2 separate regions of the Homo sapiens genome follow, and region 1 is linked to region 2. Evidence: chromatin loops called from intact Hi-C (ENCODE). Cell type or tissue: psoas muscle. All regions are shown on one strand. Links, peaks and the distances in the headings refer to the core of each region. The heading gives the core; the rest is flanking DNA.

Region 1 (12,939 bases), core at 2,586-10,585, 130 kb before region 2:
TGAATGAAAGAAAAGACAAAGACTTTTTAAAGGGAGTGATTTCCTCTTGGGTATTATGTTTTTTGCTCTAGGGTCATTTGAAAACAATACTGACGAGATTCGCTTTTCTAGTATAGGTATAACAATATTACATTTATAAAAATGTGAGTACTGGTAGCTATAAGATTTGGGACAGATAAATCAACCTGTTCATCTTGAGTTTATACACAGGCAAGAGAACTGAAGCAAAAGGATTATCTTAGGTTTCTGCTGTGCCATTCTAGGATTTTTATAAAATTAAACTAAGTGGGTAAATATAGCCCTCTAGTGGTTCTGTTTTATGCTTACACTGTTAACTTTGGTGCATCTAAGCATTTCTCTAATGTTTACTGATTTTAGGAAACTGAGGAGAATCAGATTTTAATAATGTTAATGGCATAAAGAATATGGGAAAAAAGGTAATAGGGATACCTTATTATTCTAACAAAACATGCTCAGGTTGGTTTTCAGGTTGTAATGTGATAATCCAGAATATTTTTATTCTGTACTTTACAATATCAGTGATTGAATTCAGATACTCTGGCAAAGTATACAATGATTACTATCATCAGATAATATTAATTACTCATGTGCATATCAAACTATAGGGGAAATTAACGGATGGTGGAGTTGATCATATTATATCCATGCTATGAAATACATAGCTACTAATAAATTAGACTTTATTAGATTCTGGGTTTATTAACTTGGATATTATAATACAGCCTTATGGGAAAACAAGTTGCATTATATATATACATTTGTACTTATTTTTTTCCCTCATTTTTATTTACAAGAAGAAAGTGGAGGAAACCTGAAACACTTGTATGAATATGTGTATAAGCAGAGAAAAGCCTAAGAAAGGATATGCACCAAACAATACTGGTACCTTTAGGAGAGTGAGATTTGGAAGTAGGAAGGAGACTACTTCTTTGTCACTAATATTTAAATTGTTAAGAAAAAAAAAACAACAAAAGGAGCCGAAATGGAAAGACTTGAATGGTCAACAGAAAACAGGGACCTTAATCCGAATAGTTTTAGAGGACTAAGGCTGGCTCCTATACTGATTTCCTGAGTTTGTTTATTGTTAAATGGGATGTGTGTGCTTGATAATCTCCTTAGATAGAAGACTGATGCCCAAATAGGTTAAAATGTGTGGTGCTTGGTATTTCTTTTTGTTTTGCTAATAAGCTTTTCCCTTATTCTGGGAATTAAAGTCCTTTCCTCTTTAGCCCAATTAAATTTGTTAAGGGAGGGCCTCTATGAAAAGGCCCTTCTTTGAGGTCTCTAAGTGGAAATGATTGGTCCTAAAAAATCTTTCCTCAGTAGCTCATAAAGCAGTTCATAATTATCGAAGGCTTATTATGAAGGGTGTTTCGGTATCTTCCCTCCAAAATGCTAAGAAATAATTTAGGCAACAGTTCAGACTCTAAAAATGAAGATGGCTCGGTCTTTTCACAGACTGAACACAATATTGTTGCAACTTACTTGATTATGGCAGGTATGGATATTTAAGTAAGTTATTTTTCTTTAGAATGGGTGAAGAAAGGCAGAAGTTTTCAGCATAAGGCATGCATTGTTTCAAGTTCCATATTATTGGCCAACCTTGACAAGTCATTTATCCTGACTTGGCTTGCTCGTTGGTAAATGAGGATGATGATACTCTATTTCTGGGCTGTAAAGATCAAATAAGATAATGTGGGTGAAAGAATAAGGGAAAGCATTGTTAGTGATGGCCATTGCCACAGGTTATTTTGAATTTTGGTAAATAAGAGCAGTGAAGTGGGGCTGAGAAAAGTTTTCTATGTGATAAATAGTTCTTTCATAAAAATCTATGTATTTGATTATTGGATTGTTAAAGTTTTTATTGGAGAAGAGTATGCACCATGGCAAAAACATATTTTTATGTCATTTACTATTCTTATACATAACCCTCATATTTTTGTTCTTGGTGGTAGAATTTAGCTAAGAACTTAAAGGTTCTGGAAAGAAAAAGTCCTAAGAAGACAGAGCAGGGTATATTGTCATTGAGGACAGAGTCTGAAAATTCAGCTTGTTCCAGAATGCTTATTGGAAAACTCTTGAGTTTTGGATTTCATCTTTTAGTATATTTGCAACTGTGAGCATGTATCTTCCCTTTTTGTTCTTCCATTTTCTCATCTGTAAAACAAGGATAAGAATAAGTTATCTGTCATGATTGTTATAAGGAGTAAAATTAAGTGACACATAAATGCCATATAGTAGGTGTTGGACAAATATTTGTTTCTTTTTCCCTTTCCTCCCTACACACTCATTGATGTAAAGGATTGTTTGCAGAAAAAAAGGGATGGGGGAATGACAGAAACTTTTTATCTTTTTAATGTATCATTGAATTGTGTAACTTTTATATTGAGCAATCACTTAATTTTCAACTTTATACTCTAACGAGTTGTAGAAGTAACTCTTATATTGAGTTCATTATTTTTTGGATTGACTTTTATAAAAATTTTCAAACATTCAAAAGTAGAGTGAAAAGTATAACACACCATCCTATACCCAGTTTATAATTGTTTACGTTTCTTCCTTATAATTCAGCGTATTACTTCTAGTACTGGAAATTGAGTTCCTCAGTTAAGTTTTGCGATTTTAGTGACGTTATCTCGTTCATTTGAATACCTCTATGATAAGTACTAGACAAGTTCTAGTTTTTTTGTAATTGCAAAAAAGACTGAGAAAATCTCCTAACAATTACATGGAAATACTTTGTATACAAGTGTTTGGTTTAGTTAGTTATTTGTAGATGACCAAAAAAAAAAAAAATCCAAAAAACAACCAAAACTATCCTTTTTTGACCTGGTTACAAAATTAGCATGCAGAAAATATTCTATTTAGTTCTTATCTCTGTAACAGTAATAATAATAGTAATCTTACTACTACTGCTACTAATGTTATCATTTGAATACTTGCTATATACCAAGCACTGTTCTAAAACCTTACACATACAGAATAATTCATCCTTACACTAATTTAGTAAGTTACTCTTCAGTTTTATTTCTCTAGTTTATACAGATGAAGAGCTTAAGAAACTTGTCCAGCACACACATTTACTAAGCAGCTACACCAGGATTTGAACCCAGGCATTTTGGTTCTAGAGCCCTCACATATAAATCCAAGAGTCAGCTTTATCAAGGTATACAATGAGTGTGTGTTGTTTGTGTTTCTGGTGGATCCACTGAAGGAAGCATAGCTGAACTCTTTATGCTTTTGTTCTGCCCCTGTATCAAGCATCTATTTTTCTTTAGATCCCCTAACTTTCCTCCTTTAACAAAACTCACTTAAAGTTGCAAATCAAAACCAAAACTATGAGGAAAGGGTGTAGTGAAAGCATTTATTTCATTCGTTACTTTTACCAAGGGCCTATTTAGATTTTTTATTTAATTTTTAATTTGATCTTTCATTTATAGTTTGGCTCCTATAAACTGTTACAACTTCCAGTGCAACAGACATTTTGTTAATTTAGTGTCCTTGAGCACTCTCCCTTTCCCCAGTTAAGGCTGGGAGGTAAGAGGACATGGTGAATTTGAGGATCTGAAATAAATCATTATGTTTGAACTGTAAAATGAAGGGTGAGAGGTTGAAAAAGATGGCTGAGTACCAGACAGTGATGAGCCGTGTAAGTTTTAAAGGTGACAGGGAGTCACTGAAGGGTTTGAAATGGGAGTGACATGATCTGATTTGTGTTTTAGAAATGTGCTATAGTGGTAGCTAAGGGACCACATAGGAGGCCATTGCAGTGATTCTGAGGAGGGAGTAATCGCAGTGGGGACAGAAAAAAGTAGATACATTCAAGAGCCAGAAGGTGGAATTGATGATTGGATGTTGGGATTGTGGGAGAAGGAGAGAAGTATCAAAGATGATGCCTAGGTTTCTTTTTTGAGCCACTGAATAGATGGTGATGCTCTTCATCAGATGGGAACACACCTGGGGAAGAACAGGTTTGAGGCAGGAGAAAAAGTCTCTCAGTTCAGTTTGAGAGGTGTCCAATAAAAAGCTGGACACATGGGTTTGAGTGTCCGGAGGCTGAAAAATATCAGGGTATAGCCTTGGGTATGAAGAAATTACTCAGAGTATGTGTTAAATGTGAAAAGAAAGGGATCTAGGACAGAAGGTTGGACAATGCACATATTTAATAAGACATAGATGGAGAAAGAAAGGCCAGGAAGTAGATCAAGAAGGGTCTGTTGAAGAGATTGCACGGAAGTCACGGAAGACAAGAAGGAAAATGTTTCAAGAGTGAAGGAGAAATCAACATCAAGTGCTACTTAGTGTTTAGACTGACTGTGAAATGGGACTTAACTAAAATCTAACAACTAGGTGATCTTTTGTATACTCATTAGAAGACCTACAGCTGTGGAAACAAGGCAGTGTGCTTGGTACAGCTGCAGAGAGAATAGAGAAAAGGGCTAAACTGTTTAGTTCATAACCCCCATTATTTCTAAGACTCCCAGAATTATAGTTCCTTTATTCTGGTTGCGTACTTGGTAGGCAGCAATTTACTGCACTGTTTTTATCTAACTTTAAAAAGTCATTGAATTTGTAGCTAGCCCAGAAAGAGTCTTCATTTCATTAAATTCTTCGGAGTATATCTTGTATACATGCTACAATCCTAGATGCTAAAAATAGGGCCAAAGAATCATCAAATTTGCTGTCATTGTGTGCTAATTATCTTGAAGGAATGATAGAAATTAAGCAATATGGGTTTTAGTTGTAGCCCACTTATTAAATAAATCTGCTGTATGTCACGTATTCAAAAACCACAGAAATCATGAGGAGCCTGAAATCCACATGAAAAGACAAGGAAAAGTAACAGTTAAATTATATAGTGTTACATAAGACTCAGTTAATCATAAGCAAGTAGTTTGGAAATTTAGGGAGGAGAGGATAGTGTGGGTAGGATAAGGCTTAGGGGCTTGAACTGAAGTTTGAAGGATGGATGGCATTTGGATAGGAAAAGAGAAGGAGCAGGGTGCTCCAAGTGGGAGAAATATGAGTCAAGCATGGTGTATCTGGGCAAAAACTAGAATGGAGAGTTCACTTGACAAGTGTAGAAATTTGCTTCTAGAGAGTGACAACAGATGAGGCAAAGAGCCTGGAATATCAGGTTGGGAAATTTGGATTGTTATCCCACAGCCAGTGGGAAATACTACAAGTTTTCGGGAGGAGAAGAACCATGGTTAAGTCTATGTTATAGCAAGCTGATTCTGCCAGAAGCAAGGAGAGGAAAAGAACAGGAATCTGGAAGGTTAGTTTAACAGGCTAAGGCAGAAGTTCTGACTGAAGTGCCAAGATATGTTAAAAGTTTTTACTGAGCTGATGTTGTATGTTGGTGCTTGGAAACTGTCCCTCTCTGACAATAGTTGGGGATTGATCACCAAGTAATTCTTTTCTTGATGGGGAACTCAACTCTATTCCTGCTTGTTGCACAACCCTCCTTTAGTCTCTAACAATCCAGTAATGATTCTAGCTTCTTGGATGAAATCTACTCACACCCCACCCCCTCACACCCCTTTAGGATCTAGTATGCCCATATCTGGCTTATGCCCTTTACAGCATGTAGGGGATGTTGAACATGCACATCCAGTACACTCGACAGTATTTCTCAGTGTAAAATAAAACAGTGGCATTCTGGTTAATAAGTTTAGTTATCTGTCTACCTCAGTGCAACCAATCTGGGGCACTGACAACACTGAGGTTCTGGAAACTTGATTTCCAGAAACTTGATTAAGGTGGTATCAGCTGTGAGGCTTCTCTATGGACCAAAAAGCTGGCTCAACTTCCTCTCTGGATAGTCAAGTCTTGTAGTATGCATTCTTCTATTGGGGTAGTGTGTGTGTGTGTGTGTGTGTGTGTGTGTGTGTGTGTTGGAATGAAGAATTTGGACATGTTGAGTTTCAAGAAATACTGGAATAGTCATATGAGCTTACATATGGTAGATGCTTAGTAAACGACAATGAGTTCAATGAAAAAAGAAGATATGGAACTGGAGCTTGTGTCATGGCTGAAAATAGTGACAAAAGTGCTGTGAGGATAGAATGATAATTGAAGCTTGAGAAAGGCAACTATCGAAAAAGAAGAGCCCCAGGCCCCAGGAAGGAAGAGGAGGAAGTTAAGCTGACAAAAAGAGGGCATGGTCAGTCATATATTTGTCCTAAAAATCAGTAGGAATGGTATGAAAGCCAATGAAGGAGTTTCAAGGACAGAACACTCAATAGCAATGACATTAAAACCAACGTTCAGTGCTGCCTTGTGCAATTACCAGATTCTTTGTGTTTTAATTTTCTCATTTCTGTTTCACAGAAGGGATGTGAAGATGTCACATACAGTTTTAAGAACAGCAGGAGCTCTTCAAATAAATGAACTAAAATAGATCTGTTATGTTTTTAAAGGGGCTTAAATATTTAATTTTGAGTCTACTTTGAAACATTCAAATTAAACAAAATGCATCATATTTTTGTGTGTGTTCTCAGGTATGATAAGTATTATCAGCAACATAATAGTTCTGGGCATCTTCATTAAGTACAAGGAACTTCGGACACCCACAAATGCAATTATTATTAACCTGGCTGTTACTGATATAGGGGTCAGTAGCATTGGCTATCCCATGTCTGCTGCCTCAGATCTGTATGGAAGTTGGAAATTTGGATACGCAGGCTGTCAGGTATTGGAGATCATTGGAATGAAAGCAAAATAAATAGATCAAATAAATGTAAATTTAAATGTCTAAAACGAATCCCAAGAGTTTAAATTGAATATTGTAGAATAATAGATACAGTGCTTTTATGGAAAACAACAGAAGTGACTAGGAATATATTCTTTAATAAGAGAAATTAAATCACCAACCATTGTTATATTTTCAAAATTCTCCCAACTCAAAGGAAGAAACAAACAAAATAACTAGCATTCAACCAAAGGAGAAGAGTGCTGATTTGCATATTCAAATAAATATTTGCATATTGCAAATTAAAAAAAATAACCTGCTTTCATCTGAAACAATAAAGTAGTGATTTAATCATAATATTATGGAAGATAGTTAAGCTACCATGTTGTTGAATTTTTTCCTATAGAAAGTCCTCCATAAGAATTGTTACTAAATGTTATTTTTTAGTAAAAAGGAAATGAGTTAATATTAATTTGCCTTAAGACAGTAAGCAAATATTACTTTTAGGCTAATTCTTTTAGCAGTTTACTATCATAACCTAAAAACTATAGAGAATAAAATGAAAGTAGTAGTGAATACTGAATAACCACGTAAGTACCAACCAGTTTTGTTAAATCTTAATGTTTCGCAATCTGTGCTTCAGATTGTTTTTCTTTTTAAAGATATAAAACTATACAGATAATGATGAAGGCCACCGCATGCCATCTTCAATCTTATTCCTCCCATGAATGTTTTTCTCTCTAATATATGTGCACATAAACCAGATACTGTCTGAATACTTCAGGTTTTGTGTAAATGATATCATATTGTTTGCATTATGCGATTTCCTTTCATTGTTAGATATTATGTTTTTGAGGTTTATCCATGTTGATGGATATGACTGTAAGTCATTCATTTTAACTGCTATATAATATTCCATTTTGTGAACGTAGAAAGCCCAATGTACATTTTCATTTTACTCTTATTGGACCTTTGTTGCCATTTTTTTTCTTTTCCTTTTTTTTTTTTTTTTTTATTTGAGATGGAGTCACGCTCCGTTGCCCAGGCTGGAGTGCAGTGGCGTGATCTCCGCTCACTGCAAGCTCTGCCTTCTGGGTTCACACCATTCTCCTGCCTCAGCCTCCCGAGTAGCTGGGACTACAGGTGCCTGCCACCAAGCCTGGCTAATTTTTTTTTTTGTATTTTTTTTTTTTTTAGTAATGACGGAGTTTCATCGTGTTAGCCAGGATGGTCTCGATCTCCTGACCTCATGATCCTCCCACCTCGGCCTCCCAAAGTGCTGGGATTACAGGCATGAGCCACTGCGCCCGGACCCCCATTTTTTTTTCTGTCACAGATAAGGCTTCAGTAAATGTTCTTACATATGTCTCCTTCTGCAATATGTGAGTTTCTTTAGCCACATTGCTTAGGAGTGGAATGGTTAAGTTGTAGAGAATGTTCATCTTCAACTTTATCAGAAGTAGCCAAATTGCTGTCCAAAATAGTTATTCAGATTATGAGAACATCTATTACTCCACATTCTCCTTAACATTTGGGATTGTCAGACTTTTAAATTTTCATTTTCTTGAGTGTGAAATGCCATCTTATAATCAGTATTTCTTTGAATATTTATTGTGGTTGTATGTCTTATGTTATAAACATTCAAATGCTAATGGGCTTGTGTGAATACCCCGTTCATCATCTGGCCATTTTTCTATTGAGTTTGTCTTTTCCTCCTGTTGAATTACCCATCTTCTGAATACTAGTCTTTTGCTGGTTTGTGGTTGTTCTGCACTCTGTTCATAGAGTGTTGTAAAGAAATTTCACTGTAAGTCTTAAAATTTTCAAAAAAGTCCATTTTAGTTAATGAAATTACAAATTACTTTCCATAAATTCTTTTATTAAACCAGTTATAATTTGACAATGAAGATGTATTTTAAAGTAGTAAAGTAAAAAACCTTTAGTATATTTGAGATATATTCTAACAATGGACAAAAATTTAATGTTTCTTGGGAGGGTGTTTAGAATGGTAGAGTCTTTTCAATTTTGGTTTTCAGGTTTATGCTGGATTGAATATTTTTTTTGGAATGGCAAGCATTGGATTACTCACGGTCGTGGCTGTGGACCGATACCTGACCATCTGCCTTCCTGACGTAGGTACAACACTTTTCTCAGCTTTCTTAATGAATCCATTTCTTGACTAATGGCCACTCAATATATATATACGCTAAAATATAAACCTAATGGTTTGTAGTTAGGGTCAGTTTTATTTCTCTGCCAATAATTGTTCAAATGTTTCAATGGCTTCTTATTGTACTTAGAATAAAATCCAAATTTCATAAGGCTATTCACACTTTGAGGTACGGTCCAAGCCCAAAGTGAGGTTTTCATACCTGCTGTTTTGCTAGGTTTGGAAAGCTACTCTTCCTGCTTATCCTCTGGCTGATTCTTTTCTCATTTAGGTTTCAGCTTAAATGTCTTTTTTTTTTTCCAGAATGTGAACTTATGTAGATAGGCTTAGTAAAAGGGAGAATATTTGTGTTACTTTTATTAGGTGTTGCACTCATGTTTTGGCTCCTAAGGCCAATCAAAGTGCTCTGTAAAGAATCTACTTGATAACACTTACAAATCAAGCAAGTTTAAAAAGTGAGTCCCATTAATGGCAAATGTTGCTAATATTTCCTGTGCTTGATAATAGGGAGAAGAATGACCACCAACACTTACATCGGCTTGATTCTGGGAGCCTGGATCAATGGCCTGTTTTGGGCTTTGATGCCTATCATAGGGTGGGCTAGTTATGCCCCAGATCCTACTGGTGCTACGTGTACCATAAACTGGAGGAAAAATGATAGGTAAGAGACAAGTTTACACTTTATAATCAAATGCTTCTAATGTAGACATTTTCTCACCCTTTCAAATTTAAGCTCAGATCATGTGTTCCTCATACAGAAGGTGGCGAAGCACTTCCCTGGTAGTGATGATGTGATTCTCAGTTCAAAGACGGAATTGAGAAAAGTGACTTATGCTTGTTTGCAAGTAAAGGTCATCCAGCTCCCTTTGTCTCCTTTATCCCATTCCTTCCTCCCTCCCCTGTGTTCTCTCTTAAGGCAGCAATGCAGGGTACCAATCACCCTTCCAATATTTGCACATTTCAAAGGTAGGATCATGAGCAGGAAAAGGGTTAATGAAGCTAGACAGAGTGTGCAGTTCTGGCAAAAGCCCAGGCTGCCTCCCTGCTGTCTTTTCAAGATGGTCTGGTGTTCCAGCACATTCTGAGAACTGCGTAGCAAAAGCACAGTCACTGCAAAGATTTGCCTGCTAGTTAGTGAGGCTTCTTTATATTTTCCAGGAACAAGATAATAATTTAGTTCATTAGAGGAAATGAAGGATGACATAAACATGAACAGAAAATTTCTAGATCTCAAACCTGATCTAAATTTTTTTCTGTAGATTCAAAAAGTAAAGGCTGGGCACAGTGGTTCATGCCTGTAATCCCAGCACTTTGTGAGGCTGGGGCAGGAAGATCACTTCAGCCCAGGAGTTTGAGACCAGCCTGGGCAACATATTGAGACCCTGTCTCTACAAAAAAAAAAAAAAAAAAAAGCAGAGGGTGGTGCGGGGGGTGGGAAATTAGCTGGCTGTGGTGGTGTATGCCTGTGGTCTCAGCTACTCGGTTGGCTAAAATGGAGATTGGCTTGGGCTGGGGAGTTCAAGGCTACAGTGAGACGTGATTGCACCGCTGCACTCCAGCCTGGGTGACAGAGCAAGATTATGTCTTGAAAAGAATTAAAAGTAAATAATTTAGGCTTTATAGCCCAGATGTTCTCTATCACAGCTCTTCAACTCTGTCATCATCCTGTAAAAGCAGCCATAGCCAGTATGTAAATGAGGGTACATGGCTGTGTTCCAATAAAACTTTATTTACAAAGATGAGTGATAGGCTGAAATAGGCCTACAGTCCATAGTTTGCCAATTCCGGGCCTAAATAAACTAAAAGTCAAATATACTTCTAAAATTATTTAGCAATATAATGACTACCAGTATTGTTTTTAATAATTATCTCCTCTTTCTCCTTCCCCCACTTAGGACATTAAATGAGCAATCATGATTGCCTTTTCTTATTTTCAGATCTTTTGTGTCTTACACCATGACAGTTATTGCGATAAATTTTATTGTGCCCTTGACAGTGATGTTTTACTGCTATTACCATGTCACGCTATCCATTAAACATCACACTACCAGTGACTGCACTGAGTCCCTCAACAGAGACTGGTCAGATCAGATAGATGTAACAAAGGTAAGAGATCAAAATCCTTGAAAAATTGTTGTCATGGAGCTTTTACCCACTCATAGTTGAAAGAGTCCCTGGGACCACCGCAGTCTTCTCTCCCTCATCTCCAATTCTCACTCCCCAGCTCTTTCTTCTGTGTTTGCTTCCTCATTTCTTTTTTTGCTTTTATTTTTGTTTTTTGCTTTTGTTTTTTGAAATGGAGTTTCACTCTTATCGTCCAGGCTGGAGTGCAATGGCACGATCTCGGCTCACTGCAACCTCCGCCTCCCGGGTTCAAGTGATTCTCCTGCCTCAGCCTCCCCAGTAGCTGGGATTACAGGCACCTGCTGCCACACTTGGCTAATTTTTTTTGTATTTTTAGTAGAGATGGGGTTTCACCATGTTGGGCCAGGCTGGTCTTGATCTCTTGACCTCAGGCGATCCACCTGCCTTGGCCTCCCAAAATGCTGGGATTACAGGTGTGAGCCAATGCGCCTGGCCACTTGCCTTCTTATTTCTGAATGATATGCTGTTTGCTCTTTTGGATATTTTTGTTGGTCATCATCTCTTGATTTCCTACTATGGATGATGAGGATTTATTCTCTTATACCACCCACCTGCCCAACTCCTCCTCCACACCTTTCTCTCTCCTTACCTGTCAGTATAATGTTAACAATATTTGGTTAGATAAAGAGGCTCTTTCTCTGCTCTCAGTATGTTTAAACACACCACAGATGTGATGAACCTTATCCTCTTCTTGGAGCCATCCTCCTGGTTCCCTGGGGCCTCTTGCTCTGCTTTGAACTGATTGCTCCTGAGGACCACTGCTCAGAAAGCCAACATCCTCAGGCCTCCCTTCATCACCAGCTCAGGATGCTTTCACCTCCTTCCAGGGTCGAATCCCCTGTTTTCTGGAATGCTTGTCTTCCTTTTTTTTTTTCTTAGTTTATTTCCTCTGATTTGGTGGAGCACATTCTTCAATTAATTCCTGAGGTTATGGGAGAGGTAAATTTTTTAAGACTTTGCATGAATGAAAATGTCTTAATTTTACTATCATGTTTGACTGATTGTTTGCCTGGTCTAGAATTCTAGGTGCAAAAGTAATATTCAAAGAGTTTTGAAGGCATTGCTCTACAGTCTCCTAGCTTCCAGCATTGCTACTACAAAGGCTGATGGCATTCTGGTGGGTGATGCTCTGTGGTGATCTGTGGGTTCTCTCTGGAAGCTTATAGGATCTTCTCTATGTCTCTAGTTTTCTGAAAATGTATACTGATGCACCTTGGTATGAGTATTTATCCAGTGCTGGGTACTTGGTGAGTACTTTCAGTGTGGAGACTCCAGTCTTCCTCTTCTAGGAGATTTCTAGTATCATTTCTCTGATTATTTCAGTCCCTCTGTTTTTTCTTTTCTTCTCTTTCCCTGGAATTCCTTTTATTTAGATATTTAATCTGCTAGATTTACCTTCTAATTTTCTTAAATTTTCTCTCCTATATTGTCTATTTTTGTTTGTTTCTTTTGTGGTTGTTGTTTGTTTCTTTTTGTTTCTACTTTCTGGGAGATTTGCTTAACCATATCTAGGTCTAGGATAAGGGTGAGGATAGTGAAGGCCAACCCTTGGGTGCAAAATTCAAGCAAGCACCAAAAAACTCATTAATAAAAAAAGTGGTTTAATGTAGTACTTAAAAAACAATATTAATGTAAAAATTATGTTGAACAAAATAGAAATTTTAAATAAAAACAGGATCCGACCCTGCACTGATATAATTCACCTGATTCACCTCCCCCTGTTCCCAGCCTGATAATATCATACAACCTTTCTGTAACATTTTTTACATTCTACTCTCACTTTTACAGATAGGAGAAAAACCATTTTTTTTAAATTTCCAACTTTTATTTTAAGTTCAGGGGTACATGTGCATGACGTGTAGGTTTGTTACATAGGTAAACGTGTGCCATGGTGGTTTGCTGCACAGAC
Region 2 (12,939 bases), core at 2,188-10,187:
ATTAGAACTTGTTTCCTGTCCACGCAATGTGTCTGAATGCAGCCATGACTGTGTTCTGACATCAGAAGGTCCCTTATGTTTCTGTCCTGAAGGCTCAGTGCTTGAGAGAGATGGGAAAACATGTAGCGGTGAGTTTATTTGCTTTATTTACCTTTTGTTTGTTTGAAAACATACATTTGCTCAGTGACATCTAAAAATTGATCTTGTTGTCAAGGAAGAATTGATTTTCCAATATTGTATACTGAAAGATATTGTTACAACAGATTAACATAGATTTAAATTTAGTATTTTTGGGTTTTTGGCTTTTTTGTTTTTGTTTAGACAGCATAGCGTCTAACTTATGAGCAAGGGCTTTGAGGCTTGACAGCCCTGAGGTAGCATTACCAGTTACTAGCAGTTTTGATTTTGGTCTAGATACTTGCCCTCTCTTGGTCTTTGTTTCTTCAACTGCAGAGATACTGATACTTGCCACCTTGATTAAATGAGACTTCAGATGCAGAGTGCTTAGTCTGTTTCTTGCACCTAATAAACACCTCTCTACTTTTATCTTCATAGAGACTTAAGTATATAGATAACTGGATGTAACTCAGAATTAGCAGAAGAATTGTGTGTGTGTTTTTGATTTTCTAATAAAACAAAGCCAAGCAGCTAAAAATGTGTGAGAGAAAAAAATTACTAGGAAGAGTTAGACCAGCTGCCAAACTCATCAAATGGATTTTTCATTCTAGACAGCTGCCAGTGCACTTGCTCCTGAACTCATTGGTAGAATAAGAGGACAAGGGCCACTGGAATGTGAAGGATTAACATCCAAGATGTTGGGTTATAGGGAAGGAGGGTAGTGTGACATTTTGATTTTTATCTCTGAAAAATAACCTTGATTGCAGCCATATGAATGATTGTGGAAATGTTTTAAAAAATCAACATATGGGCTGAGTGCAGTGGCTCATGCCTGGAATCCTAGCATTTTGGGAGGCTGAGGCAGATAGATCTCCTGAGGTCAGGAGTTTGAGACCAGCCTGGCCAACATGGTGAAACCCCGTCTCTACTAAAAATACAAAAATCAACCAGGCATGGTGGCGGGTGCCTGTAATCCCAGCTACTTGGGAAGCTGAGGCAGGAGAATTGCTTGAACTTGGGAGGCGGAGGTTGCAATGAGCCGAGAGTGCCATTGCACTCCAGCCTGGGTGAAAGAGTGAAACTCCATCTCAAAAAAAAAAAAAAAAATTAACAAATGGTTGACTCGCCCCCATCCTTTGATGAAAAATAATTATATTTTGGATGACGTAGCATCATTACTAAGCAATTGTTTTTGTAGGTTGTTCCTCACCCGATAATGGTGGATGTAGCCAGCTCTGCGTTCCTCTTAGCCCAGTATCCTGGGAATGTGATTGCTTTCCTGGGTATGACCTACAACTGGATGAAAAAAGCTGTGCAGCTTCAGGTTAGTGCTGTGGTTGTCTGGAACTGTGTCCCTGAAAAAAAATTCATGAAAATCTTTTGTTTAGAAAGATGGAAAGTTAACTGCTTATGGTTTTGTATTTTTGAAATGGAAAAAAAGCAAATCACATTGTAAATATGAATAATATGAGTAATAACAATATAACTAGTAACCAGGCTTTTAAAGACTATTTCTATTCTTAATTAGCATCCGGCAAAGATTTGCCATAATATCAGATAGAATATTTTTAGTATATGAGAAAGTCATGACAAGAATAGTCTTAAAACACTTTATAGTTAAGAGGCATTTAATAAGTATTTGTTGATTGATTTGATTTTTATCTCTCTACTGAATATAATTATAACACTGACAAATTCTGTCCTTTTAATGTCAAAATTCAATATAAAGTTGTACGCTTCAGCTATTTTTTTTGTCTTCTGATATTACCTCTCTTGCATCCTTCAACAGCCATGGAAATTCTAGATTTATACCAAATTGATTTAATATCTCCTGAAGGTTCATTATGTTTTAAACATATAATGCTCATAATGCTATCATGTAATGATGATCCTGTATACCTTGCCCTAGTGAGACCCCAATACTGTTAACTTCTCAGGGCCTTCATTAATATAGTGTAATCTAAATCCTTAAAATTATCAAGGGTCTTGCTATTAACTCAAATCATTGTGCCTCCCTTTAAGAAGTGCCCAGGCCAGGGAAAGTTACTTATTCGGACATGAAAGTATACAATCTACTAATATTAGTGTTTCAGTATGTGTGAATCAAGAAGATGTATAACCCTAAGACTTGCATCATTTAGCTATGGTGTTGGTTATTTAACGCTGTCTCTTTCTGTAAGTAAGCAGCTTTTAAAAGCAAATACCTGGAGAGGGAAGAAACCAGAGATGAAATTCTGGCAATATGTCACCTCCTGGAAGAGGACATCCTCTTGCCTGTCTTCACCTATACCACACTAGAGGGAAATTAAGAAAACAAGTACTGTAGAAATTGGGTAAAAAGGTACAGTGAAAGGGAAGAGTCAGAGATGCCTCTTAGTTTCTAAGGCACGTTTTAAATTCAGCCATATTTGAAATTTGGTTAACAGGACCACAACCATTTTTGCTGTTTGCCAATTCTCAAGATATTCGACACATGCATTTTGATGGAACAGACTATGGAACTCTGCTCAGCCAGCAGATGGGAATGGTTTATGCCCTAGATCATGACCCTGTGGAAAATAAGGTATGGTTTTGTTACTTGAACAGATGTGGACATGCTTTAAGGACAGAGTAGAGGATTTTATCCTAACAAATGACCTGGCCTACTTGAAAATCCTCTGCTAAGTTCTGAATGATTAGGCACAGAACAAGTTAAATATAGATATTGGAGTAACACTTGAGAAATTTTAAGGACTTTTTTGCCATCATAATGCTACCCTAGTCCTTGCTACGATTAGCCGTTTTATTGGAAATGATCACACAGTTTAGTTTTAGATTTTCAGTTTAGTTTCCTCTTTGGAGATGAGGATGGGAGACTAGCACAGTGTCATGCATATAGAAGGAGCTTCATAACCAGGTTTTTTATTACTTGCTGGTAGTGAGAGGAGTGGGAGGTTGAGTTTGGGGCATAGGAAGTATGGATTAGTAATTTGTGTTTTACATATGTCTTTTGAGGGAGGAGATTCAATGACCTCTTAACCATGAAAATCAGGGAACGTAAGTTTTATAGCTCATGTGAGAATGGCAATCTAACTAATAACATTATTTACATAAACATTTTATATAAGTTTTGTGTGTAACTTAGAATTTCTGTATCAGCTGGCCATTTGATCTCTAATTTCTTAGTTGTATCTGTGCTAGGTTAGAATGTGCTTGAAATGATGTTACAGTGTGTTTTGGAGATTAATCACCCAATAATGATACATTTATATAGTTATTAATTACCCTGCATAATTATTTAGTTATTACTATGTGGTACATTAATTCCTAGACTTTCAAACTTTGGGCTTTTGTTTCTTCCTGATTTGAAGCAGTCTGGTAAATGGCCAAAAGAAACAAAGTGAAGCCAATTGATTCTATATTTAATAGGTATGGATTGGTAGCCAAATAGAAGTATTTTTGCAAATTAAAGTTTTGCAATTGAACACTAGCAAACAATTCTTTTCCCTGACCTGAATCTATATGGTTCCATAGAACAGTTACAATAACAGAAAAAAATAATTAATAGAAAAAAGGCAGTTCAAGATTCATTTATTACCAAACTAGTTTTATTCCTGCAGAATCAGTATTCTTACAACAAGTGAATGTGGAGACCTAGAATGAATTTTAAGTCAGGTGGCTGGTTTTTGTTTCTTGGGTTAATTTTCTTATTTTCTTGCTACTCAAATTGTGATCTTTGAGCCAGCAGTGTCAACAACACCTGGAGATTATTAGAACTGCAGTCCTCCAGGTTCCACCCCTGACCACTAAATCAGTATCTGCATTTTAACAATATTATCAGGTGATTCTTATGCACATTAGAGTTTGAGAAGCACAGTGCCAGTGGAGTGAAGTACCCCTATTTGTATTTATGAAACATAACCTTTTCTATTTCATTTAGAAAGAAGAGTAACCCATTATTTAACGACTTACCATTTTCTGAATAGTCTCATTATTGATTGTAAGTTTATGTACACATGTGTACTCACAGTTAAAATTCTACAATGCTTTCATTAAATTATCAACTGACCCATATCTTTAAAAAAATATATATATATATACATTTTAAATTTTTATAGGTTTAGGGGTACAAGTACAGTTGTCTTACATGGATAGATTGTGTAGTGGTGAAGTCTGGGCTTTTAATTTACCTATCACCTGAATAGTGAACATTGTTCCCATAGGTAGTATTTCACCTGTTACCCCCCTGCACCCTCCCACCCTTGCAGTCTCCAATGTCTGTTATTCCACTCTGTATGTCCATGTGTACCCATTGTTCAGCTCTCACATATAGGTGAGAACATGCAATTTTTGATTTTCTATTTGAGTCATTTCACTTAGTATAATGCCTTCCAATTCCATCCATGTTGCTGCTCACAATGATTTCATTCTTTTTTATGAGCAGTATTCCATTGTATATATATGACACATTTTAAAAATCCACTCATCCATTGATGGACACTTAGATTGATTCCATGACTTTGCTATATGAATAGTGCTGTGATAAACATACAAGTGCAGGTGTCTTTTTGATATAATACTTTCTTTTCCATTGGGTAGATAGCCAGTAGTGGGATTGCTGGATTAAAAAGTCATTCTATTTTTAGCTCTTGAGAAATCACCATACTTTTTCCCTAGAGGATTGCAAATTTACATTCCCACCAGCAATGTATAAGAGTTGTTTTTTTCTTCACATCCATGCCAACATCTGCTGTTTTTTAACTTTTTAATAATAGTCATTCTGATGGGTGTAAGAAGATATCTCATTGTGATTTTGATTTTCATTTCTCTGATGACTAGTGATGTTAAGCATTTTTTCATATGTTTGTAGGCTGCTTGTGTGTCTTCTTTTGAAAAATGTCTGTTTATGTCCTTTGCCCACTTTTTAATGGGGTTATTTGTTTTTATCTTCTCGGGTTGTTTGAGTTCCTTATAGATTCTGGATATTAGCCCTTTGTGAACTGCATTGTTTGCAAGTATTTTCTCCCATACTGTAGGTTATCTGTTTACTCTGTTGATTTTATCTTTTGCTGTGCAGAAGCTTTTTAGTTTAATTAATTCCCATTTGTATATCTTTGTTTTTGTTGCATTTCCTTTTGAGGGCTTAGTCATGATTTCTTTGCCTAGGCAAATGTCCAGAAGAGTTTCTTTTAGTTCTTCTTCTAGGATTTTTATAGTTTCAGGCTTACACCTAAGTGTTTGATCCATCTTGAGTTAATTTTTTATATGGTGAGAGATAAGAGTCCAGTTTCATTCTACTGTTTATGGCACTCCAATTTCCCCAGCACAATTTATTGAATAAGATATCCTTTTCCCAACGTATATTTTTGTGGACTTTGTCAAAGATCAGTTGGTTGTAGGCATATGACTTTAAATCTGGGTTCTCTATTCCATTCCATTGGTTTATGTGTCTGTTTTTATACTAGTACCATACTGTTTGGGTTACTACAGCCTTATAGTATAAAGTCAGGTACTATGGTGCCTTCAGCTTTATTTCTTTTTGCTTAGTATCGTCTGTGCTCTTCAGGCTTATTTTTGGTTTCATGTGAATTTTAGGATTGTTTTTTCTAATTCTGTGAAGAATGATGTTGGCAATTTGATAAGAATTGCATTGTATCTGTATATTGCTTTGGGTCATTTTTAAACAGTCTTATGGAAATTCTTGTACCTGTGTGATAGGCTGCATACTAGACTGTAAAAGAACTTCGCATTGGCAAGAAATCTTCTGTTGAACAAGATGGATGAATTAAAATGAAATTACAGTCATGCATCACTAATGGTCTAGCTTCTTGCTCCTAGGCTACAAACCTGTGCGGATGTTACTATGCTGAATACTGTAAGCAGTATTGTAACACAGTAGTAAAAATTTGTGTATCTAAACATAGAAAAGGTACAGTAAAAAATATGGCATAAGAGATATTTTAAAATGATACACCTTTATAGGGCACTTACCATGAATGAAACTTGCAGAACTGGAAGTTGCACTGGATGAGTCAGTAAGTGAGTGGTGAATTAATGTGAAGGCTTAGGACATGACTGTACATTGCTGTAGACAAACACTGAACATTTAGGCTACACTAAACTTATAAGAAAAGTAATTTCACTATGACATTTTGAATGCTACAATGTCACTAGGTGATAGAAATTTTTCAGTTCCATTATCATCTTACGGAATCACCATCGTATATGCAGTTCATCATCAACCGAAATGTCATTATGTGGCATCTGATTGAATATAAGATTAGAGACTAAAGGAACTTTAGCAAATACCTAGTCTAACTTCCTCATTTTTACAGTTGAGAAAATTGAGGTTAAAGAATTTATCCAAAGCAATCAAGCAAATAAGTGACAAAACTGGGAACCAGTTTTGACCTGCAGTGACTAAGTATCTCTTGACTTGCAGTGAAGTGGGGTGCTACAGACTGAGCCCAGCTTGTAGCCCTCATTAATTGCAAATCATTGCCCCCTTTCAGAAGCCACAGTAGTTCAAGCATGATGGCTACGTCATTGACCAATGATCAAGGGTTAATAAATTACCAATAGCAGTAGCAATATGTGCCAGATACATGGCTAAGGAGATCTATCTATCTATCTCTCTATCTATCTATAGCAATAACAATAGCAATAGCAATATGTGCCAGATACATGGCTAAGGATATATGTATATTTATATCTATATACATCTATCTATCTATCTATCTATCTATCTATCTATCTACCTACCTACCTACCTACCTAATAAGATTGATATTATTATCCTTATTTTACCGATGAGGAAACTAAGATTCTGAGACATTAAATAACTTGCTTAAGGTTACACGTATCTGGGAAGCAGCCTAGTTCGAATTTAGTTGCAGGTGTGCCTATCTCCAAAGTCAAGCTCTTAACACCCTGTACAACCTAAAGACTAGTGCCATTTGTATATATTCCACATTAGTTTTAAAAAAAAATCAGAAATGCCTGTGTTCTCTTTTGTAGATATACTTTGCCCATACAGCCCTGAAGTGGATAGAGAGAGCTAATATGGATGGTTCCCAGCGAGAAAGGCTTATTGAGGAAGGAGTAGATGTGCCAGAAGGTCTTGCTGTGGACTGGATTGGCCGTAGATTCTATTGGACAGACAGAGGGTATGTTTTCTGCTTCAGTTTTAAGCTGTGTGAGATGGGAGTGATGGGATAGGTAATACTATTGGCTTCATCTTCCACTTTGAACACAGAAAAATGTTGCTGGGCATTTGGTTGGGATTGGAGAAAAGAGGCCACCATTGCGGTCCACACTCCCTCCACTTCCTCCTTTCATCAAGATTGCATCTGTGTGCGTGGGAGGATTTTGAAGGCCAAGAAAGTAGCCTGTGTTAGGAAAAGAAAACCAAACACTGCATGTTCTCACTCATAAGTGGGAGTTGAACAATGAGAACACATGGACAGAGGGAGGGGAACATCACACACTGGGGCCTTTTGGAGGGTGGGTGGCAAGGGGAGGGATAGCTTTAGGAGAAATACCTAATGTAGATGACGGGTTGATGGGTGTAGCAAACCACCATGGCACATGTATATCTATGTAATAAACCTGCACGTTCTGCACATGTATCCCAGAACTTAAAATATAATAATAAAAAAAAAAGTAGCCTGTGTTTTGGTAGTTCAGGCTTTTGTTATCAGGGAAACTCAAAACCTGTCTGAATATAAGCAATAAGCATTCTCGGAGCATCTGCTATGGAAATAAGACTTTCTCCGAAGTCACATGGGAGATACAGAGGAGCCTAAGATGTGCTCCATCTTTTCAGTCGGTTCTTAGTTTAGCTGGGGAGATAAGGTATATTTCCCCAGCAAAATAATTAATGCAAATTCTTGGTCTAAATAGCAGTTCAAGAAATGTCATAGGGCCACACATAAATAATTGCCAAATGACAGGTGTACACTCCCAAAGGGAGCTGCCATGGAATGAGCTTCGGCATGCAAGTGACAAATCTTGGACTAGAATGTTGACTCCCTGTTAAAACAAGCATGAAGGAGGGAGGAGAACTTCAGCTGGAGTTGTGAGGAAAGTGCATGAGATAAGAGAGATGCTCTTTGTTTCCCTACGGTGGGAAAAAACAGAACCAGAGTGCAGTTGTGAAACCCCACTCTCAGAGCTGCAGGAAGGGCTACTGTACTTGGTGTGTATGCAGCCTGCGTGAACCTCAGAACTGAATGGCAGGAAGCAGGAAGGAAATGGCTGTATCCCTTCTGCGTGCGAATGAGATCCCACTTCCTTACAGAACTATAAGAGAAGCTGCTAACGATAGACCCCTCACAAAATAATACTAGAGATGCAATGTGCTCTGAGATATATTCTCAGAGTAACGGAAAGCCAGAAAGTGAAATGGTGGCCATCCTGAACATCTGGTACCAAAGCAACCAAGTAAAAGTAAAAGAAGGGAGAATGAGGGTTTAACCTCTGTGAAATCAGCAGTTTCAACACAGAGGGAGAAGTCCCAGGGAATGAATGGGTTTCTATGCTTGGGGGTAGGCATTTTGTGTCCTAGAAATATCTCTTTTTATCAGGATAATCCATGGGAAACAGGTTTTTAAAAATCTGTTGATGTGCTTTGGGAGGCCAAGGTGGGCAGATCACAAGGTCAGGAGATCGAGACCATCCTGGCTAACATGGTGAAACCCCGTCTCTACTAAAAATACAAAAAATTAGCCGGGCGGGTGGTGGGCGCCTGTAGTCCCAGCTACTCAGGAGGCTGAGGCAGGAGAATGGCGTGAACCTGGAAGGCGGAGCTTGCAGTGAGCGGAGATCGCACCACTGCACTCCAGCCTGGGTGGCAGAGCGAGACTCCGTCTCAAAAAAAAAAAAAAAAAAAAAATCTGTTGATTTGTTTATCTGTATGATATGGTTATCAGTTATCAATAGTATGGCCATTTTACATCCAAGGTGAGCATATTTTCTTTCATTCATTCATTTGTTCATCTAATCATACCTTCATTTCTTTATTATTTGAGTATTTATTTACTGAATAGTTGCAATGCACCAGATACTGTGCTTTATATCCATGACACTATTAAATCCCCAAAGGTAAGTTTTGTTATCTCCAATTTAAAGATTAAGAAAATTGATAATTGGAGAGGTAAAATAACTTTCCCAAGGTCAAGCAGTCAACAAGTACCATGTGGAACTGTAATTGGAACTCAAAGATGGCCATTTGCAAAGCATATTCTCTTAATAGTCATAAAGATGTACCACCGCCCCAAGCCAGTGTGGATTTAACATATGGTTGACTCAGAGTCATGTGACAAATTAAAATCAACTTCAGTTGTAATAATTATAAAAATCATAATAATGACCTCCTCTGTGTTGAACCTACTTAAAAGAATATTTTAAATGTCGGCTGTGTATAATAACAGAGCTGTACATGGTTGTTCTCAGGAGGGTAAACGATGATCAAAATGGCAGATGTCAACCACTCTCGGGTCCACTAAGGATGCCAAGTCTTCTCATATTTCCCCACATTCACAAGGGACCTCTAATTTTAACAGTGTTTGATTAATAGCACCATGGTACCGACTGCAGAGGCAAGGCGTTCAGGAGATAGACAGGCACCACTGTTTCCTGGAGAATCAGACCCTAAATTCCCCAGTTCATTGGCTTCAGTAATAACAAGCCCTTCTTAAGTCCTCCTGGCTCTAAAGGCAGCTGCTAAAAGAAAACCTTTAATTTATCTGGAAATGAGAGGTTTATGGTTTGGAAACCTTGATATTACCTAGAAATTGGATGTAAATAACTGAGATTCCAATCTCATAATATTAGATCACATGGTAACTCTTAGCCAATCAAAAGGGGCAAAGTGGGATGCTTGCAGTTCCTTTTTGGCCTAGGAAAAGACAGATTCAAATTAACATCTAAATGTAGGAAGGAAGCACATTGAAAATTCCAATGGTAATGCTGTTATTTAGTATCAAGGAATACTGATTCCTAAAGTCAATTGCCTAGTAAAGAATCAAGAAGGTAAAAATATAAGCTATCTATTTATTCATTCTTTTGAGGTAACAAAAACTAATATGAGGTAAAAAAAAAAATCACTCTTCTAGGGTTGTTGATGGACACCTCTTACCCTAGAAGGAGGGTGAGTTTTTCTCTTGGAGGATCTCAGTGACACTGGGACAATTAGATAATGGTTAGAGAGAGAAGGACACACCTCTAGATTAAAGGTGATGCTTGAACTCCCATGAACTCAAATATCCCTGCTGGTCTTTGGTTTCTCACTACCAACACTGGAGTTTGAGATTTGCTCTCTAGCTGAATCAAATAGAAGTATATTAGGTGAACACCTTGGGGGAGCTTTAAAAGTAAATTCCAGCGATCTTGCCTTGAGACAGCTGCACAGTCAGGAGCTTATGTCGTTCTCGTCTCATCACTTAATTCCTGCCCGAAACAGAATTTAGAGATGATGTCTCTCATCTCTAAGATGATTAGAGATCATCATGAGATCAGAAGTGACAGTTTCATCTCCCCTGGTCACAAGCAAGTGGCCTCAGAATTTCTTCCCTCCCACCAAGGGAAGAGGCACAGTGACAGTTGTGTCTGAGAACAGAACTTGACACATTAAGTTCAAAAATATCTTCCACCCAGCAGTATCCTTCTTATGACCACTTCATCCGGGAGTAAAATTATCTTTTTAAAGTGGCACTGGAGTAGAAATGGTTTCAAATTCTCCACTGCCTTTAGTTGGTAGTTTGCAAAGTGTTTCCAACCCAGCATAGTCACTGAGCCAGTTTTACCTTCACCTCTCTTCTGCATACTGCCTGTGAATAAGGCCCTGTGCATAGAGCACTGTGCATGTAGTCCTGTTCCCTACACAGCACCTAGAAAATAGTTGGTGAACCAGCCACCAGAGAAGGTCTCCTTAGCATTCTGTAAAACCGGGAGGAGGGAATGGCCCTACCTTGTGTTTCTAGGCAGGCTTGTTTCATGCAGACATTGCCCTCAAGAGCAAGGTGAGAGGCCTTTAACAGATGTTTATTGAATGAATTAAAGGTGGTTATATATTCTGGTTTGCAGCAGGGAAACAGGGAAAGCAGGCAGTACATTGGGAAAGGGAGGCTCTTCTTAGCCCTATTTATATCCTGTCTGCCTGTGGTCCCACCTGCTGCAAGAAGCTGCTGATCGTCCCTTGTTTGCTCCTGAAGGGGGCAGGGATGCTATAGAGTCATGTTTAGCATTTAAATTCATCCAGTTTTCTCCATTTCTTCTGCTACTGTTTTATCTCCTCACCGTCATCTCCTGCCTGCCTCGCCCTTTCACACTAAAGCCACAGCAAACTTTCTAAAGTGCAAGTATAACTGCCCCACATTCTTTAGGTCCTGTACTTTAGAACTTGTATATGTACATTCCCTTGCTTAGGGTACTCTTTCCATCCCCACCCACCTTTGCCTGGCTGCCTGCTTCTCATCTTCGTTTGTTATTATCTTCAGGAATCCTTCTCTGATCCCTGCTTGGCTGGGCTACCCACTCTGTCACCCTCCCTGAGTCTTCCAATTACATTCTTTACATCCTTCTTTTCAGCATGTGCTTTCATTTGCTGTGTTATAATCCCCTCTCCCTCTTTCCCCTCTTACTTCCCCCGACCTCTCCTCCTTCCCTTTCCCTCCACCTTTTCTTCCCCTCCCCGTCCAGTCCACCTAACCCTTTCTCTTCCCCTCCCACCTCTGCCTCTCTCTCCCTCTGTTCCTGTTGAACTATGAGCTCTATAAGGACAGAGACAGGGCTTTATTTACTATTGTATCTCCAATGCTTAGACCAATCCCTGACACACAGTTGGTGCTCAGTAAATATTTGTTTGACAAATAAATAGAAAAATCAGGAAATAAGAATTTTCTACCCTGCCAGATTCCATTGGGTTATTTAATGTAAAGATTAGCAAGTAATATTTCAGTACCATTGGCCCTGTTTATCTACAGCTTCCACATCTGAGGATTCGACCAACCTTGGATCAAAAATATTCAAAAATTAAATTAAATTAAAAATAAGAATACAGTCATAAAAAATAATACAAATAAAAACCAATAACTTATAACTGTATTTACATAGCATTTACATTACATGAGGTATAAGTAATCTAGAGATGATTTAAAGTGTACAGGAGAATGTACATAGATTGTATCCAAATACTGTGCCATTTTATATCAGGGAATTGAGCATCCTTGGAGAGTTCTGGTACCAATCCCCCACAGATGCCAAGGGACAATTTTACTCCCATTTGTCTTAGAATTAAATGGAAGAAAATTAAAGCCAATGTAAATCTCCACCTACTGTCTCTGTGCTGGCTTGTCTCCCTCGTCTTCATGATCCCATGAGGATAACAGTCTCTTTGCTTCTGGCTTCCATTGGTTTCAGCAGGAGATTGGAAGTTATAAAGAGAATGTCCTCACCCAGCCACTGACACGATCCTTTTACCTTGTCCTGTCATTGTGTATTTTCATTACCTGGAATAAATATTGGGATGCTAATTAAAAGTGTTTACAAATATAAAATTTGTGGGCTTATTGCTGCTACTTTGTTTGTGGGTGGGGGAGAGAGAAAGAGTAAGAGATAGGGAGAGAGAAACAGAAATAGGAGCTGGTTTAGAATGCCTATCTTTGCATTTCAGAAAGAGGAGAAAGGAGTATTTTTGTTTGAAAAGTAAAGGTGTTATAACAAACTCCCTTATTTTGCACATATTTTAGGAAATCTCTGATTGGAAGGAGTGATTTAAATGGGAAACGTTCCAAAATAATCACTAAGGAGAACATCTCTCAACCACGAGGAATTGCTGTTCAT

Evidence for each region. Hi-C counts contacts between places; a loop is a spot of excess contacts. Peaks named below come from ENCODE experiments on the same cell type or tissue, not always from the same donor. Only the 100,000 strongest peaks of a DNase experiment are listed, where the experiment ranks them.
Region 1: it touches region 2 in a loop (3-fold over the local background); 23 of 110 quality-filtered maps call a loop at or near these places.

What each region holds. Positions count from the first base shown.
Region 1 is chr4:109,826,615-109,839,553 of GRCh38, forward strand. RRH (retinal pigment epithelium-derived rhodopsin homolog) reads left to right here and starts at 1,358. Exons shown (of 7, transcript NM_006583.5): 1 at 1,358-1,519; 2 at 6,525-6,715; 3 at 8,752-8,851; 4 at 9,393-9,546; 5 at 10,823-10,991. The coding sequence starts at 1,414. In psoas muscle, for the core only: no CTCF peak of the experiment used is centred there; no DNase peak of the experiment used is centred there.
Region 2 is chr4:109,961,858-109,974,796 of GRCh38, forward strand. It overlaps EGF (epidermal growth factor), which reads left to right. Exons shown (of 24, transcript NM_001963.6): 8 at 6-128; 9 at 1,316-1,441; 10 at 2,544-2,680; 11 at 7,114-7,262; 12 at 12,846-12,939. Among named protein-coding and RNA genes, the nearest start is that of EGF, 55 kb to the left of the region's middle. In psoas muscle, for the core only: no CTCF peak of the experiment used is centred there; no DNase peak of the experiment used is centred there.